Regions from separate parts of the Mus musculus genome. Here region 2 is linked to region 1. Evidence: chromatin loops called from intact Hi-C (ENCODE). Cell type or tissue: gastrocnemius. All regions are shown on one strand.

Evidence for each region. Peaks named below come from ENCODE experiments on the same cell type or tissue, not always from the same donor. Only the 100,000 strongest peaks of a DNase experiment are listed, where the experiment ranks them.
Region 2: it touches region 1 in a loop (2.0-fold over the local background); 8 of 42 quality-filtered maps call a loop at or near these places.

Annotation. Positions count from the first base shown.
Region 1 is chr13:38,217,394-38,225,393 of GRCm38, forward strand. It overlaps Snrnp48 (small nuclear ribonucleoprotein 48 (U11/U12)), which reads left to right. Exons shown (of 9, transcript NM_026382.2): 6 at 1-102; 7 at 3,295-3,383; 8 at 3,842-4,000. Among named protein-coding and RNA genes, the nearest start is that of Snrnp48, 16 kb to the left of the region's middle. In gastrocnemius, a CTCF peak has its summit at 3,119 (motif pointing right); no DNase peak of the experiment used is centred here.
Region 2 is chr13:38,601,672-38,609,671 of GRCm38, forward strand. It overlaps Bloc1s5 (biogenesis of lysosomal organelles complex-1, subunit 5, muted), which reads right to left. Exons shown (of 5, transcript NM_139063.3): 5 at 1,030-2,357. The coding sequence ends at 2,178. Among named protein-coding and RNA genes, the nearest start is that of Bloc1s5, 29 kb to the right of the region's middle. In gastrocnemius, no CTCF peak of the experiment used is centred here; a DNase peak (open chromatin) is centred at 3,892; H3K27ac peaks cover 311 bases.

The DNA of each region.
Region 1 (8,000 bases):
AAATCTTACCTGGAAATCCTGGCAGAAGTGAGAGATTATAAAAGAAGACGCCAGTCCTACAGAGCTAAGAATGTTCACATAACCAAGAAATCATACACTGAGGCAAGTTTCACATGCTTTTGTAGGGCTTTTGTTGAAAAGAAAAATTTCCTATAATCATCTGAGTCTGTTTTATGTCCCCAGAGGTTTTTCTGGTGTCCTGAGAATGCTACATCCTGTTTGTTCTTGCCAGGCAAAGGGGTTTCACTACTAACATAATCTCCAGAGGTTGCAAAGCCTTTTAAAGATGCTTCCTTTGAGAAAATGGTTCTGTGTTGTGACAAGAGTATGAATTTGGGCTTTTAACTGCCCTTGGCTTGAGAGGGTTGGGGTTTGGGGCGTTGGGGAGTGGTTGATACTTGCTGTCTACGTAGTCCTCCCTGTTCTAGACCTCACTGTGTAGACCAGACTGGCCTTGAACTCACAGAGATATTCCTGCTTTTACTCCTGAATGCTGGGATGAAAAGCTTGCACAGCCATACCCCTGTTCCTTAGCTTGAGTTTGACTCTGGTGTTGGTCATTGGCTGTGTGACTTGCATAAGTTATTGAGGTTTTTTATTTTATTTATTTCTACTTTATGTGCATGTATGTGGGCCTGAGTGTGTGTCCATTATGTATGTTTGAGTGCCCATGGAAGCCAGAAGAGGTTGCTGAATCTCACACGTTAAGGATTTGAGCTGTCTTTGGGAGAGCATCTGGGAAGTGGCTGTAATATTTCATACTCTGTCGTTCATTTTGATTTAATTATTAGGTTTAAAAATGCTTGGCTCTTCTCTGGCTCGTCTCTGGCCTCATGTCTTTGAGATCATGTTGATCCTGTATTCTTTACCGTTTTTAGGTTGCCCCTTTCTCATGGAACTATTATGCAAACTTAAGTGAACTGCACAGTGTAAGGAGTTTGTATTCCCTTAACTTTCTGTCTCCTGCCTCTGCACTTGATGACTTACCCTTCAGTGGCTTTGTCTGCATTTTACCCTGCCCTGGCTTCCATTTTATGCCATATGTCCTTTTGGTTGCTCTGGACTTTGATAGATTTTAGCACAACGTTATGCATGATAGTTACTATGCCTAGCACACTGCTGTGGGGTGTGCAGAGGTAACGGCAACAAGGTGCGAGCAGATGTTCCAGATGGTGTGAGTGCTAAAGTGTGCGGGAGCAGTGGTTTTTCTTAAAAGCTTACATTCTTGTGAGGTCTAAGATGCCGTGTCTCTGAAGAAATGGGAAGCTTAAGAAAACTCCCTCTGTTTTCCTGTGTGGTAGACCTGTGCTAGGTGGGTTGTAGGTGGGCTTCAGTGAGCTCAGATAGCGCTATCAAAAAACTGGAGCTGCATGAGATCTGGGAGCTGGAATGTGTGTGTGTGTGGTGCATACTCTACTGGCTCACACTGGGCTGCCTTGGGTTTTCTGTGGGAGACTATGAAGTGGGCAGGAAGTAGGGATGAAAGCAGCAGGCCTTGGTAAGTACAGATTTTAAAAAGTTGAGGGCCTTTTGGGGGATGGCTGGGCTTAGGAACTGCCCCGTGCTCTCTATTGTAGTGTCTTGAAGTCATGGAGACTCTAGGCCTTATTGAGGAGTTTGGCATTGTTCTGCATTTAGCTTTTGGAGGTATTGAAAGTTTCACTGAGGGAGGGAAGAACTGAAGTCAGGCCGGAACAAGAAAGGGTCTGACTGTGTAGCCCTGGCTGTCCTGTAGACCAGGCTGGCCTTGAACTCAAAGAAATCTGCCTGCCTCTCTCTCCCAAGTGCTTTGATTAAAGGTGGTGCTGCTATGCTTGGCTCTGCAGTGCCTTTCTTTGGTAATTACTTCTGCTTCCTGTACTTTAAAACCTTTTCTTGGTGGACAAGGGAGACGTGTCAGCTCTGTTTTGGTTTATCTGTTTTCCCTGTGACTAGTCTTTGCTTGATGGTGCAGTGAGATAAAAAAGAAGCTTTCACATGGTTCTTACAGGTTGGGGATTTGAACTCTGTTTGGGAGAGCATCTGGGACATAACTAACATTTTATACTCTGTCTTTCATTTTGGTTTAATTGTTAGGTTTAAGAACCATGTGCACATAACCTCATACAGGAGAGTTAGAAAGCTAAGCCCAGCAAGGAAGAACTGTGCACGTTTTTACTCGGATCACCTTCGTGGGTGCTGGGCCTTGTGGACTCAGTAATTCTGCTTACCCCTCACATTTCAGTTTGCATAGTGCCGGGTTTCAGTTTGATATTTTCATGTTCTACACCATTCTACTTTGCTCTTACTCATAAACTCCCCATTGTCTCCTGTTGCCTCGGCCTCCTTTGTGGATCCCCTCCCCCCTCAGGCTGTCCCCTCCTCCATTCCTGTTACATGTATTCCATTACTCTACCTTTTTAAATCCTCTTTCCCTTTTGTTCTCGACAACGTCTCACTGTGTAGCCCAGGGAATTCTCGATTTCCTTTAGGACTGGCATTGTAGGGAAGAGCCACCCAGCAGCTGTTTCTCCTCTCTGTACATATTTTACTCTCTATTTCATATTTTTCCTTGAATTGTTCAAGACTAGTTATCCCCAAAAAGTATGTATGTGTTTCCAGAGAATAAAGCTGTTTTCTTATGTAGTCGTGGCATAGTTCCAACTTGAAAGTTAACATTGAAATAATATTGCCATCTACCATTTCTTTATTCATCAGTGTGACAGGTGCCCTTTTTATAGTTCTTAAGTGTATGCATCTCATAGTCCATTATGTCATAGCCCTTCCTTAGGAAAATGTTGAGTGTGACAAGCAGTGATTTTTCTAATAGACTTTATTTTTAATTACATGTATATGTGTGGGTATGTGCACATGAGTGCGGGTACCAGAGGAAGGTGCCAGGAGACCAGGAGAAGACCTTAGATCCCCAATCTTAGAGTTCTAAATGATGGTGAACCACCCAACACGGATGCTGGAAACCAAACTCAGTCCGATGGGAGAGCAACAGATGCTCTTAACCACTGAGCCGTCTCTCCAGCTCCTATTTTTCTGGTTTTATGATCTTAAGTTTTACAACACCCTTTTTTAAAATTTTGATTTATTTATTTATTTTATGTATATGAGTACATTGTAGTTGTCTTCAGACACCAGAAGAGGGCATCAGATCACATTGCAGATGGCCGTGAGCCACCATGTGGTTGTTGGAATTTGAACTCAGGACCTTTGGAAGAGTAGTCAGTGCTCTTACCTGCTGAGCCGACTCTCCAGCCCTTAGAACAATTTCCTGATGTGACATTGGTTTTTCCTTCTTCCAAGGTGATCCGGGATGTGATCAAGGTGCACATGGAGGAGCTGAGCAGCCACTGGCAGGAAGAGCAGGGGAGAGCAGGAGACGCTGCTGAGAAGTACGCCAGTGTCTTTATGGAGGAAATGTTTGCTTATTCCATTTTGTGCTTATGTCAAACCCGTGCACGTTGGTAGTGTGCCTCTCGTGTGCTGTAACTGGGGACATGCATCACTGTGTGGCTTAGGGCATCTGTTTAATGCATGGCTTATGTATACTGCTAAACCACAGCATTTCCAAGACTCTGGGTAAATACTGTGATTCATTGGTGCTTGTCTTTGGTCAGTGCTCAGAATTACTGTATTTAGAGTCGTGGTGATGTGGGTCTTAGGGATGATACATGGTTATATTAGGGAACTCATTAGTTAGACAATATAGGGACTGTACGTTTGACTGCTGTCTCTGGAATATAAGATTATGCCATCGATAGGATTGGGATACTGTACTTTCAGTGGATAGTTGTGTGCAGTGGAGACCATTGGTGAGAGGAACTGATGAATGTTCCTTTCTGTGCTGCAGGAATGAAGAAAGGCGGTCAGCTTCAGTAGATTCACGGCAGTCTGGTGGAAGTTATTTGGATGTTGAAAGTTCACGACATAGAAGGGCTCGGAGTAGGAGCCCACACAAACGAAAAAGAAATAAAGATAAAAGTTCTGAGTCAAGAAGAAGAAAAGAGAGGTGAGTGTCTACCTCTGAGTTATCCAGCATTGTTGACTTTGTCTTAGAATGCTGAAGAGTAAATTATTGGAGTAAGTTAAAGAGGTGGGGGGGACCATGGAATTCTTCCCATTCACCGTGCGTCAGCTCACAGACTACTAGTGTAGGGATGCAGTCCCTAGTTCTGTATGCATGATAAAACACTGTGCCCTCTACCCTTCCTTTGTGATATTGGAAGTTGAACCTAGAGGCTCATGCATGGTAGGCAGGTGCTCTACTTCTGAGCTGTAACTTCAGCTTTTCTCTCTCTCTTCATTAATTTGTTTATTCACTTTACACCCTGATTGCAGCCCCCTTTTTGGTTCCCCCTTACGCAGCTTCTCTTCCACTCCCCTCCGTTTTCCCCTGAGACAGGGGAGGACCCCCATGGGTATCACCCCACTCAGGCACATCAAGTTACTGAAGGACCAGGTTTACCCTCACCCACTGAGTCCAGACAAGGTAGCCCAGTTAGGGGAATGGGGTCCACAGGCAGGCAACAGTCAGGGACAATCCCTGCTCCAATTGTTTGGGGACCCACATGAAGACCAAGCTCCACATCTGCACATGTGCAGGGGTTGGGGGCAGGGGAACCTAGGCCTAGGCCATGCTGGCTCTTTGGTTGGTGGTTCAGGCTTTGGGAGCCCCCAAAGACCCAGGGTAGTTGTCTCTGTTGGTCTTCTCGTGGCATCTCTATCCTATTTGGGTCCTTCAATCCTCCCCCCAAGTCTTCTACAAGGTTCCCGAAGCTCTGTCTAATGTTTGGCTATGGGTCTCTGCATCTGTTTCTTTTAGTTGCTGGGTGGAGCCTCTCAAAAGACAGTTATGCTAGGCTCCTGTCTGCAAGCATAATGGAGTATGATTAATATAGAAAATGGTTTGGTGCTTGCGCATGGAATGGGTCTCAAGTTGGGTCAATCACTGGTTGACCTTTCCCTCGGTCTCTGGTCCATCTTTGTACCTGCACATCTTGTAGGCAAGACACATTTTGGGTTTAAGGTTTTGTGGGTGGGTTGGTATCCTTATCCCTCCACTGGGAGTCCTGCCTGGCTATAGAAGATGACCTCTTCAGGCTCCATATCCCCCACTGCTATGAGTCTCAGCTAGAGTCACCCCCATAGACTCCCTGGGGCCTCTCCTCCCCATCCCAGGTCTCTGGCATATCCTAGAGATGCACCCCACAACTCCCCTGCTGATTTTGTTCTCTCTCCCCCACTCTCCATACACCTCATCTTTATATATTTTTTTAAATGTTTGAGACAGTACCTTACCATTCTGGCCTTGAACTCAGTCTGGAGCACAAGAAACTCTTGAACTTGATCCTCTTGCCTGTCAAGTTCCCTGGATTATAGACCTGTACCACCAGGTGACCAGCTTGGTGCCTCCCACCTTTCTTAAAACACTCACAAAGTAATGTCTGAGTGAGGCAGTAAATTTTACAGTATTTGTTTAGACCTGTCTTCTGTTAAAACTGCCTTCTCATGTTTCTCTCTATGCTAACTCTTCTGTTGAAGTGTGGTTAGATCAGTGACATCCCAGTTTTAACTTTGTTAGTATAGTTTGATAACTAGGAGATAATACATTAATGGTAAATGATAAATTTAAACCAATTGAGGTCTAATCTTGTATGCCAGCTACTTACTGGGGTACCTCCTGGGGTGCCACATTCACCAGGGTTCTAACTGAACTCTGTCTCTGTCCTGGTTAGTGGGGTGACCCTCCCAAATTTACCGAAGCTAGAGATCAGGTAGTCATTAACTTGCTGTTTACATCTGGTCAAGTCCAAATGGCCTGCTCATTCTGCTGTCTGTTCCTGTTCATGTCTGTCGAGAGAATAATGGTTCCTAAACATCTCTAACTTAACTGCTGTGAAACCATTTCTGCTCCTCTGCCCAAGTGAATTCTTTTAAAGTCAGCAGCATCAAAATTCTCATTCTTTTGAAAGGCTCTGAGCACTCAGGGTCAGTTTCTATTTATTTCTTGTACTTTCCATGACCTATGGAGAGAATAGTCGGCACTCGGTAGCCTATTTTGCATTGTGTCCTGCTGCCTAGTTTTTATTTTTTATTTATGTTTTAATGATTACTTTAAGGTGTCTTAGTCAGGGTTTCTGTTCCTACACAAACATCATGACCAAGAAGCAAGTTGGGGAGGAAAGGGTTTATTCAGCTTACATTTCCATACTGCTGTTGATCACCAAAGGATGCTGGACTGGAACTCAAGCAGGTCAGAAAGCAGGAGCTGATGCAGAGGCCATGGAGGGATGTTCCTTACTGGCTTGCCTCCCCTGGCTTGCTCAGCCTGCTCTCTTATAGAACCAAGATTACCAGCCCAGAGATGGTCCCACCCACAAGGGGACCTTCCCCCTTGATCACTAATTGAGAAAATGCCTTACAGTTGTATCTCATGGAGGCATTTCCTCAACTGAAGCTCCTTTCTCTGTGATAACTCCAGCTGTGTCAAGTTGACACAAAACTAGCCAGTACACTTGGTAAAGTCTTTTCTTATTTGAGCAAAAAGAATCGCCTTATCTAGCACACCACTGTTGGCTGCACTCAGTAGTTCCTTCCCCACTGGAGAGTTTTAGCTTCTGCAAGGCAGGGCCCTACTTAGATGTTTGTTTGTTTGTTTTTTATTTTTGAGGCATGGTCTCACTGTGTATTTCTAACTGTCCTGGATGTCACTCTGTAGACCAGGCTGACCTCAAGCTCACAAGAGACCCGCCTGCCTCTGCCTCCCAAGTGCTGGCATTAAAGATGCGCACCATTACTTCTGGCTCTTCCTTAATTTTATGTGGACAGTGCTGTCAAATACTAGCGTCTCACATGACCTTTCTCTCCAGTGCCACTGGTAAAGAAGAATTAGTAAAATGTTTTTTCAAAAAATTAGTTATAGCTGGGCGTGGTGGCGCACGCCTTTAATCCCAGCACTTGGGAGGCAGAGGCAGGTGGATTTCTGAGTTCGAGGCCAGCCTGGTCTACAGAGTGAGTTCCAGGATGGCCAGGGCTATACAGAGAAACCCTGTCTCGAAAAACAAACAAACAAAAAAAAAAATTAGTTATGTATATGTGTGTGTGCCTGCATGAGTTTATGTACACCCAATGTGTGCAGGTGCCTGTGGAGGCCAGAAGGTGGTGTTGGCTACACTAGAACTGAAGCTATAGGCACTGTGAGCTGTCTGCGTGGTGGAACTGAACCCTGGTCAGCAAGAGCCATAAACACTCGAGCCATCTCTCTAGCCCTAGTAAAACTTTTTGCATTGGCCTGATAATTTTGCTAATCATTCAGTCTATTAGATCTAAAGCTAGCTGTGCTTTAGTTCTCTTATGAAGATGAAATGTTTGCTTAGTTACCCCTGCTGAACCCACAAATGAACTCTTCCCCACCTGGCAGAAACTGTACTTTGGCTCTTTTCACAGTTGAGATCTATTCCATCCCTCTACAGCTGATGTCTGCACTCAATCCTGAGATAGAGTGAGTTACATGAAGTTGATAAAGCAGCCAGAATAAGGAGATCAGACACGTTAACACTTTTTATGCTGTTAATATTCTATTTAGCATGGGTCCTCTGGTCATCTAGCATGAGTTAAATTTAAAGCAGACCTCCAAAATATCAATCTATTTTGCTTACCTTTTTTCCCCTTTCTTTTACTTTAGAGATATCATAGCCTCCTCCTTCTCTTTCCTCCCTCCAGACGCCTATATGCTCCTCCTTCCTCTTTCAAATTCATGGCCACGTTTGTCATTACTTGTTACATTCACACATGTATAAGCCTGTATGTGTTCCTAAGACAGCCTGCTTGGTGTGTATGTTACTTCCTTACAGAGTTCTCAGGGCTGGCTGCTTGGTGGCTCTTTGGTCAGGGTACTGTTTCTCCTGCTGAGTTCCTTAGGGGCCTGTAGTTCCTTTCTAGGGTTGAGGCCTCTGGCTTTTCCCAGTCCACTTTGCATGTCTGTTGTCCTTGCTCAGGTCCGGCTTAGG
Region 2 (8,000 bases), 380 kb after region 1:
CACTGAGCAGCCCCACTCTCACAGACACCCAGCCAGAAGTGCACAGAACAGCCTTGCCCTAATGGACACCCAGCCACAAGTATACATTTTCCAAACACCATGAAACAGGTGGGAAAACCGACTATATCAAACTCCAATAAATATGGACATTCCAATCCTATATTATCTGACTGGACTTCAACTACAGGAGGGCTCAATAATGCAAACAATTTAAAATGCATATATGTTAGGAAACGAAGAAGAAAATCGCCTGTCTAGGAGAAATCAATTAAAACCAGGAAATTCATTCAATCAACAATTCCTAATAATATCTTAAAATTTTAAGATATTATTCCATCTGATCATTATAATCCTGTGAGCCACATATAACCCACAGTATCTCTGCTCAACATAGCATAAATGTAAACTATGTAGCTGAATTTTTTATACAAAAATTGTAACAAAAATGATTTGGAAAGGAGGGAAGTGAGAAGTGCCTGCCACTGGAAGACACACCAACTGACCTTTGCGGAAATCTAACAGTGCTACACAAAACTGAGGACATTAACATGGAAAGCTTAGAAACTTCGTCCTGGTCCACACCCTTAGAAAGGCGTATGCTGTGTACGAATTTAGGAGGTAACGTGTCTATTATTTGTGTATGGTGCACATGAACCACCCAAAGTCTTTGCTGCGTTGTGTGCCGGTGACCACAGCAGACACACCCACTGGCACACGGAATTCTAATTTGGTGACAGCAGCTATTAATGGTGCAGTGGTCACTAACGACATTCCAAAAAGTGCCTGTGATACAAAGGGGATTTTCACTTGCGGCTCCCTCCCCTCCCTCTTCACGTGTGGGATATTTTTGGAAGTGTTCTTTTCCATCCGCTGAAAGAGAATTAAGAAAATTCCAGCATGCTTCTGTGTCAGCAAGCGCTCTTTCAGTCCGGGGACCACAGGATGATGGATGAAGCTGTCAGGCTTACAGTAGCAGACAGAAAACGCTGGCAGGAGTTCAGTGTTACTGAAAGAAATCTCAAATACTTATTTCATCTCTTCTATTAGCTTTAATCCCACTTCAGCATGAGCCAAGAACGAAGCTCTCACAGTCAGCCGTACATTTACGTACATTTACACAGGCACGCATTGTCAATTGTCTGCATTGAGAATTCTGAGATAACACGACAGTTAGGGGTTCTCTGCCTTACCCTTCTTTACTGAGGAGAAGGAAATACTAGAAAGACCCACCCACACCTCAAATGCACAGGCTATGCATCTCAAATGAGTGCGTGACCTTGTTTAGTTTACAGCAAATGACGTTTGATGTGGTCCTTCCTTAGACTAAGTGCAGGCACAGAAATACTACAGTGGTGGTAGACAGCGGTGTTCCATCCGGACAAGCCTGCTGGAGAAAGGATGCTAAGACAAAGAGGGTTTACCTCTGATACATCATCATCAGTGTGGGCGAGCACTTTCTGCCCACCCAGAGCCCGTCTTACACGGCCTGGGAAGGACTTGGCAGACTCTGCTGCCGACTCACTGCGCAGCTGAGTCATGCACAGACACTGTTCCGTGGAGCGCTGGCCCAGAGCGAAATGGAGCGGAGAGCAAGGTGAGCTCTATGGGCGAGATGATGGTCCTTGGAGAGGAAAAAGTCAAAATACATTTTGGTTTTTCTCCTAAGCATAGCTTAGAAAATGAAAATATTAAGTGCTACAAGGCTACCAGTCATGTAATGTCTTGTCACAAAGTGAAAGACATGGCACTGTGTTGCACTGCAAAACCTGGTGTCTCCAAGCAAGCGTTCAAAGCCCACTGTGGTATCTCTGTCACAGGATGCTGTGATGGGAAGTTGTCATACCTGCCATTTAATCCACAAGGTCAAACATTTGCCCTTGGTGGAATGAATGAAGAAATCTACACTCACAGCCCTCTAAGCTAATCAATGAAAAGATCAAATCTGTCCAGCAGCAAATGTGCCCCACCGCCCTCCTCTCCTTCAGATGACCACAGTTAGGTGCAGAAGCACGCTTCTTCCACTGGACATGTATCTGGCTCCGGCAGTGTCTCTCTTCAGACCTAAGAGTGCCCCTGAGTGTACTGCTAAGCTTGAAGGAGAGACTACATGGTTGGTGGGAGGATTGGGGGAATGAGAAAGCACTTCCTCATTCATCTGTCTCTTTTAGATCAAAGTCTTAAAAGGTGGAAAACTTGGCCAGGTCCTTCTCCATTGCTGCATACTGCTCTCGGAGCCTCTCCACGGCTCTTCTGTGCTCCTCGTCCACCTCAGCTCTGCGCTGCGGCTGTCCGCTCACGAACTCCTCCCACTGGACCAGACGACGCTTCTCACTAGCTGTCAAGTAGTCATTAATCACCTGAGAAAAGAAACCATGAAAGCTACAGCGCATTCTGACATACAGTACACAGTACACGTGACATACAGAATGACACAAGAGAACTTTATCCACTGAACGTTACTGCAACAAGCAGAAGATGTTTCTTTCAAAGTTCTGATTGACTACACATGGTTTTAATCAAGTCTAAAGATCTATGCTGAAGTCACTGTGTGAAGTTAAAATTACCGTCTTACACTTTCTGAAGCTTTTTTTTTTGTTACATTAGAAAGAATCACAGGTTACCAGTAACTGGGGGATTGAGACATCTGGTTCAGTCTAGTTTTAAAAGTGATATCGCCATCTTATGGCAAACATCTAAGTTATTTTCAAGATGGTTTTTAACATTTCTACACCACCAAAGGTTTGCTTTCTTCTGAGTACAAAAGATACAGATAAAATATTGTAGAAAGAAACGAAAAGGATTTGGATTCAGACTAAGTCCTATGAAATAAGATGCTAGAACCGTTGACAAATGGACAGACCACGTGAAGCCCTTCTAAATTCCTGTATCACAACTCCAGAGAGACTAAGAGACTCCCCAAATCATACAGGCTATTGTTGTTGCCTGTAGTTCCTTCCCCGAGGTTGAAGGGAAGTCTGAGTTGATGAAGACACCACATAACTTCAGGTGCAGGATTTGGAGATTTGAGCTGGATCTGCCCTGAAAGCCTCCTTCCTGAGGTTACCAGGGGAGCTATGCAGAGGAGGAAAGCACTCGATGCCTGTGAGCCACAGTGATGACCAGTACTGCAAGACATCCCAGAGCACTGTGGCACCCATCTCTTGGCAGTAACCAAGCGCTGTCTATCTTAGCCTCATACCCACAGATGTGTTGTGGTTCTCACCCCTGATTAAAGCAGCTCTCTTTGCAGCAAGTGGAAACTATTATACAGCACACCTGGTCAAAACAAAAAGCACAACTGACCGTGGGCTGCCCACCCCCATTAATCCATCCACAGCACAACCTCTACACCTGAGACTCAGAGCATCTCAAAGAGGTGGTGGAAAGATCGCAAGAAGCAGACGACTTCTGCCTCCATGAAATCTCAACAACATGGCTCCCTAAACAAGACCTGAGCAGAGCATCAATCAACATGCCAACATGGAAGGGAAAATGTCATGGACCCCGCCCTAGAGAATGAACTACAGGCAACTAATGACCGCTGAGAGCAGGAGAGCTCATCTTTCCCGGGGATGAGCCCCTAACTGGTTCAACACAGCAGTCAGCGCTGAAATCAGCAACACTAAGCGGATCTAGCAGGTTATATTTATTTATTTACATATACAGAGCAGAAAAAGAAGTCACGAATTTGAGAAGGAATGAGGGGGTACACAGGAAGGGTTGGAGGAAGGAAAAGAAAGGGGGAAACAGTGTAATTATATCTTAACTTAAAAGTGGTTTTATAAAGGTCAGCGAATAAGACTGTGAACTCGAATGTCTACACCAGCCCTTGGCAAAGGTAACAGTGTTCCTGGCAGTCTATGTGTGCCAGGGCTCTGCCAAGGCCACTACGCTGTCAGTGCTTATGAATGCATCCCAGAAGTAGTTGCTTGGCAGAGCTCACCCACTTCTAAGAGTCTGTCTTGTAACATTATACTATCTCGTTTTATAGACAACTAAACGCAGGCTCAAGCACACACCTTTGCTTCTCCATTGTCTCTCAAATAACAGTTGGGCTCCCAAGTCAAACTCAGGTCTGTCTAGCATGGAGACCCCCCCTGCCTTTCCTACCAAGGGCTGAATAGCAGGTCAGCTTTACACAGGCTGCTAAACATTTCTTTTGCAAGAGAGAGAGAGAGAGAGAGAGAGAGAGAAAGAGAGAGAGAGAGAGAGAGAGAGAGAGAGAAGAGAGAGAGAGAGTTTTCCAACATTTTTAAGAACCAAGAGTTTTCAAGCGAGAATTAAAATGAGAATTAAAAGTAAAGATGTGGTTTTAGTTAAACGTTCCCTGAATATATGCTGCACAGCTTACTGGGCTGTGAGCAGGTAGTGTGGAGATGATAAGAGAGGCTACACAGGGTTCCAGCATCTGATGCATCTGAGAAACTGTTTAATCAACCATTTTAACAACACATTATTGTTTCAAGCTGTTAGTCTTATAGGTTAGAATTTTCCAGAAACTGAACAAAACATGAAGAGTTTGTTAAATTACTTCTAAGAAACTTTTGAAAGCAAAGCAAAGCAAAGCAAAACAAAACCAAACCAAAACCACTGACAGTCTGAAGAGAAGCTATAAGCACACTTCATGAAAAGGGCACCTTGTTCAACTCATGTATTTACTCCCTGTGTGCCACACGTCAGCCCTCAGCTTCCTTTTAAGTAAATAGGGGGAATATTAGCACACATGCTCAGATGTCACTTTCCTCCTTTCTCTGTAACTGGCTTAGGTGGCCTTTTGATTTGTTCCATAAGGCAGCTGCCTAGGCTGCTCTCTGTAACAGACAACACCCAAGTCAGTGGAACTCAGTGGGAGAAATGCAGACCTGGGAGGAGGCACAGGAGCCTCATTTCAAACTCACGATCACCCATCACTAGCTGCATGACACTGAGCAAGCTAAACGTTTCTGTAGCCTAAAGAACTCAAGGAAATCATGTTCATAAAGTTTATGAAGACTGGAGGCAATGCCTGTCAGGCTCCTACACAGTGCCTGAGGTACTTAATTAATAAAAGGTAAATATTATTATACAAGTCACGGGAAACTTCTGGAAGCATACCATAACCCTGTTTATCCCCTGCCAGTTAAGTGTTTGTTTCTTCATTCTAATAACAGTTTTTAGCAATAGGGTTTTGTAATAATTCAAACAACACAGGTATCTTAAGTAAAGTCACTCATTCCACCTGACATCCACTGTAAGCCTGTTAGAAAAGCTCCCTAGTAAAGCCAGTATCCATGGTCAGTATTTCTGTGTGTGTGTGTGTGTGCGTGTGAAGTCGGTGCCCATGGAGCTGGAGGCACAGGAGGGGAGCAGTACTGTGTCAGGGACAGGAATTGAACGCTGCTCCTCTGCCACAGCACTATGTGTCCTCTTTCAAAGTTATGTATTTATTCTTAGTTATATGTACATGTGTGTCCGTACAAGTGTACATCATATGTATGTGTGTGTGTGTGTGGGGGGGGTTCCCTTGGAGACAGAAAGGGCATGGGATGCCCGGGAGATGAAGTTACAAGCCGGTGTGAGCTGCCTGAAGTAAGTGCTGGGACTTCAACTCCAGTCCTGTGGAAGAGCAGTAGGAGCCGTCTCACCAGTCCAAAAGCAGTATGTTCTCCTAAGTGATAAGCCACCTCTCCAGCCCCAAGTGTTTCTATCTTGTAGTTGCAGAGTATTGTATACTAGAGATGTATGTGTGTGCGTGTGTGTACGTACTTACTCAGGTAGCATTTTGCTATCAGGCAAGTCACTTCGTGAACTCAAAGCCCAGGTGACCATTAAGTTGAAAAGCTGATAATTCCCAACCCAATCCTTGGCTTTCCTGCCAAGTCCCCGAAGTCCTTCTACTTCCCCTTGCTTAACCATCAGCTTTAAGTGAGTTTCATGCTCCTTTACTGACAGCACTGTGAGTAAAGCTGAGCTGCCTGCAAAGGGCAGCAGCTGCAGCGTAACAAGGATTATGACTTGTAAACTAGAAGAAAAAAAGGTGGTCCAGTCTGTCTACAAATATTGCTGTTTTCAGAAGATCCTGGATGTAAGTGCCCAGCATCACACGCATTCTAGCCTGTTACCTGATGTCTGAGACAGCACCAGAAGGAGGAAGGGCTCATTGATGGGATGGGAAAAAATGCCATCTATAGAAAATTAGCCTGAAATATATAACACTTCAAAAAAGCCAAGGGCAAAGAATATATGTCTCTAAAGACCACCACCAAAGGCAACGGAAGTCATAAAGTGCTTAAAGATAAAAACTCAAGGTTTGTGGTGATCATATATATATAAGGTTGTAGCTCAAAAACTAGATAGAGAATTACCATCTAATTCAGCAATTCTACTTTGGGATATTTGCCCAAAAGAATTAGAGGAGAGGACATGCGTAGGTATTTGTAAACCCATGCCAATGGCAGTATTATCTGGACAGCCACAAGTAAAGTGATCCAGGTGTCCAGACAGCTATACAGATACCTAAAGTGCAGTATTGTGATTGTGTACATATATACACACAAATGTAGTGCATGAATGTGTGAGTGTGTTGTACATAGATGTTTGTGTAGCTATTCAATCTTTAAAAGAACAAAAATTCTGTAGCATACTACCCTGTGAACAAGCCTTGAAAACCAAATTTTGAAGAGATACGCCATATGAAGTAGCTCAGTTGGTAGAGTTCTAACCTGGCTTTAATCTACAGCACCACCACAAACCAAAGCAACAACAAAAATGAACAAAAATCAGGACTGGAGATACAGACCTGTGACTGATTCTAGCACTCAGGGGGTGGAGGCAGAAGGGTCAACACATTCCGCGTCACCCTCTGCTGCACATGTTCAACTACGCAGTAAGTTCAAGGCCCATCTATAGCACACTTACAGGACAATCTGAAAGAGTCTAATTCATACAGACAGAAAGTAGAATGCTGGGTGCCAGGCATGGAGATAGAGGATGAACTAGTGTTAACAAGTACTGAGTTTCAGGGCTCTGAAAATTGGTTAATGGGCTACAATTGTGCAGCAAAAGGCAGTAGCTATAATGATAACATCTCTATCTACTTGGTCAAACGAGCAAATTAAGTTACAACAGGGAAAGTGAGATTAATAATGGATTGGCTTTCTCTGGTACCACATTAGAGACATTTAAGTAGAGAATGACCCTGAAGCTAGTCCACATCTAGAACCAAGTCTATGAATGAAGCCCCCACACACAGGAGAAACATTTGCGCATGCATTCGTCTAAGCCAGTAGTTCTCTTCATCTTGAAGAGATGTTTGGCACAGATATACAGGAATGGAGAGATATTACTGGCATTTAGCAGACAGAAGTCAATGTCAAGGACAGCCTATGGCGATCCCATTACACATCTGGTCTCCGATGCCAGCAGCACCACGGCAGAGGAACTTTACTAAGGGAAAATTCTGAATAGGCCAAATGAGGCTGCAAAGGCCTTTGGGAAGCCAATATGGTAGGCAGTGCCTGCTATCCTAGCATCCAGAGGCTGAGGCAGCCTGAAGGGTACTGGTGAGATCCTGCATCAGGAAGATTCAGAACGCCTGTTAGTAACACGCATGATGTTAGCTTTATCTGAGCTTTACACGGGCATAAAGAAGAAGACTTTAGGAAAAAGTATCAGTATAAAACCTATTAAATTATTTTACACAGAGCAATCTATACTTCTCTCCTCTGCACTTTCTAGTTCTATCAAGAAACAATGGCTATATTCAAACTCTATCAACAAGGCTCCGTGTGATGTCACTGCTCGCATGATAACATCATAAGGAAGCTAGCTACAGTCAGTAAGTGTCTGCGGTCGAGATGAAACAGAAGCCTGCACAGTCAAGTCCTTGTCATTGGGCCGGCTGGAACGGGTTGCCAAAGTAGATGCATGCCCACGGAGCCACGTTTATATTCTGACCACTGTCCCCGGCCACCTCATCTTTCCATGACTGTTTTGGAGTGAGTGGACGTCACAAGTTAACT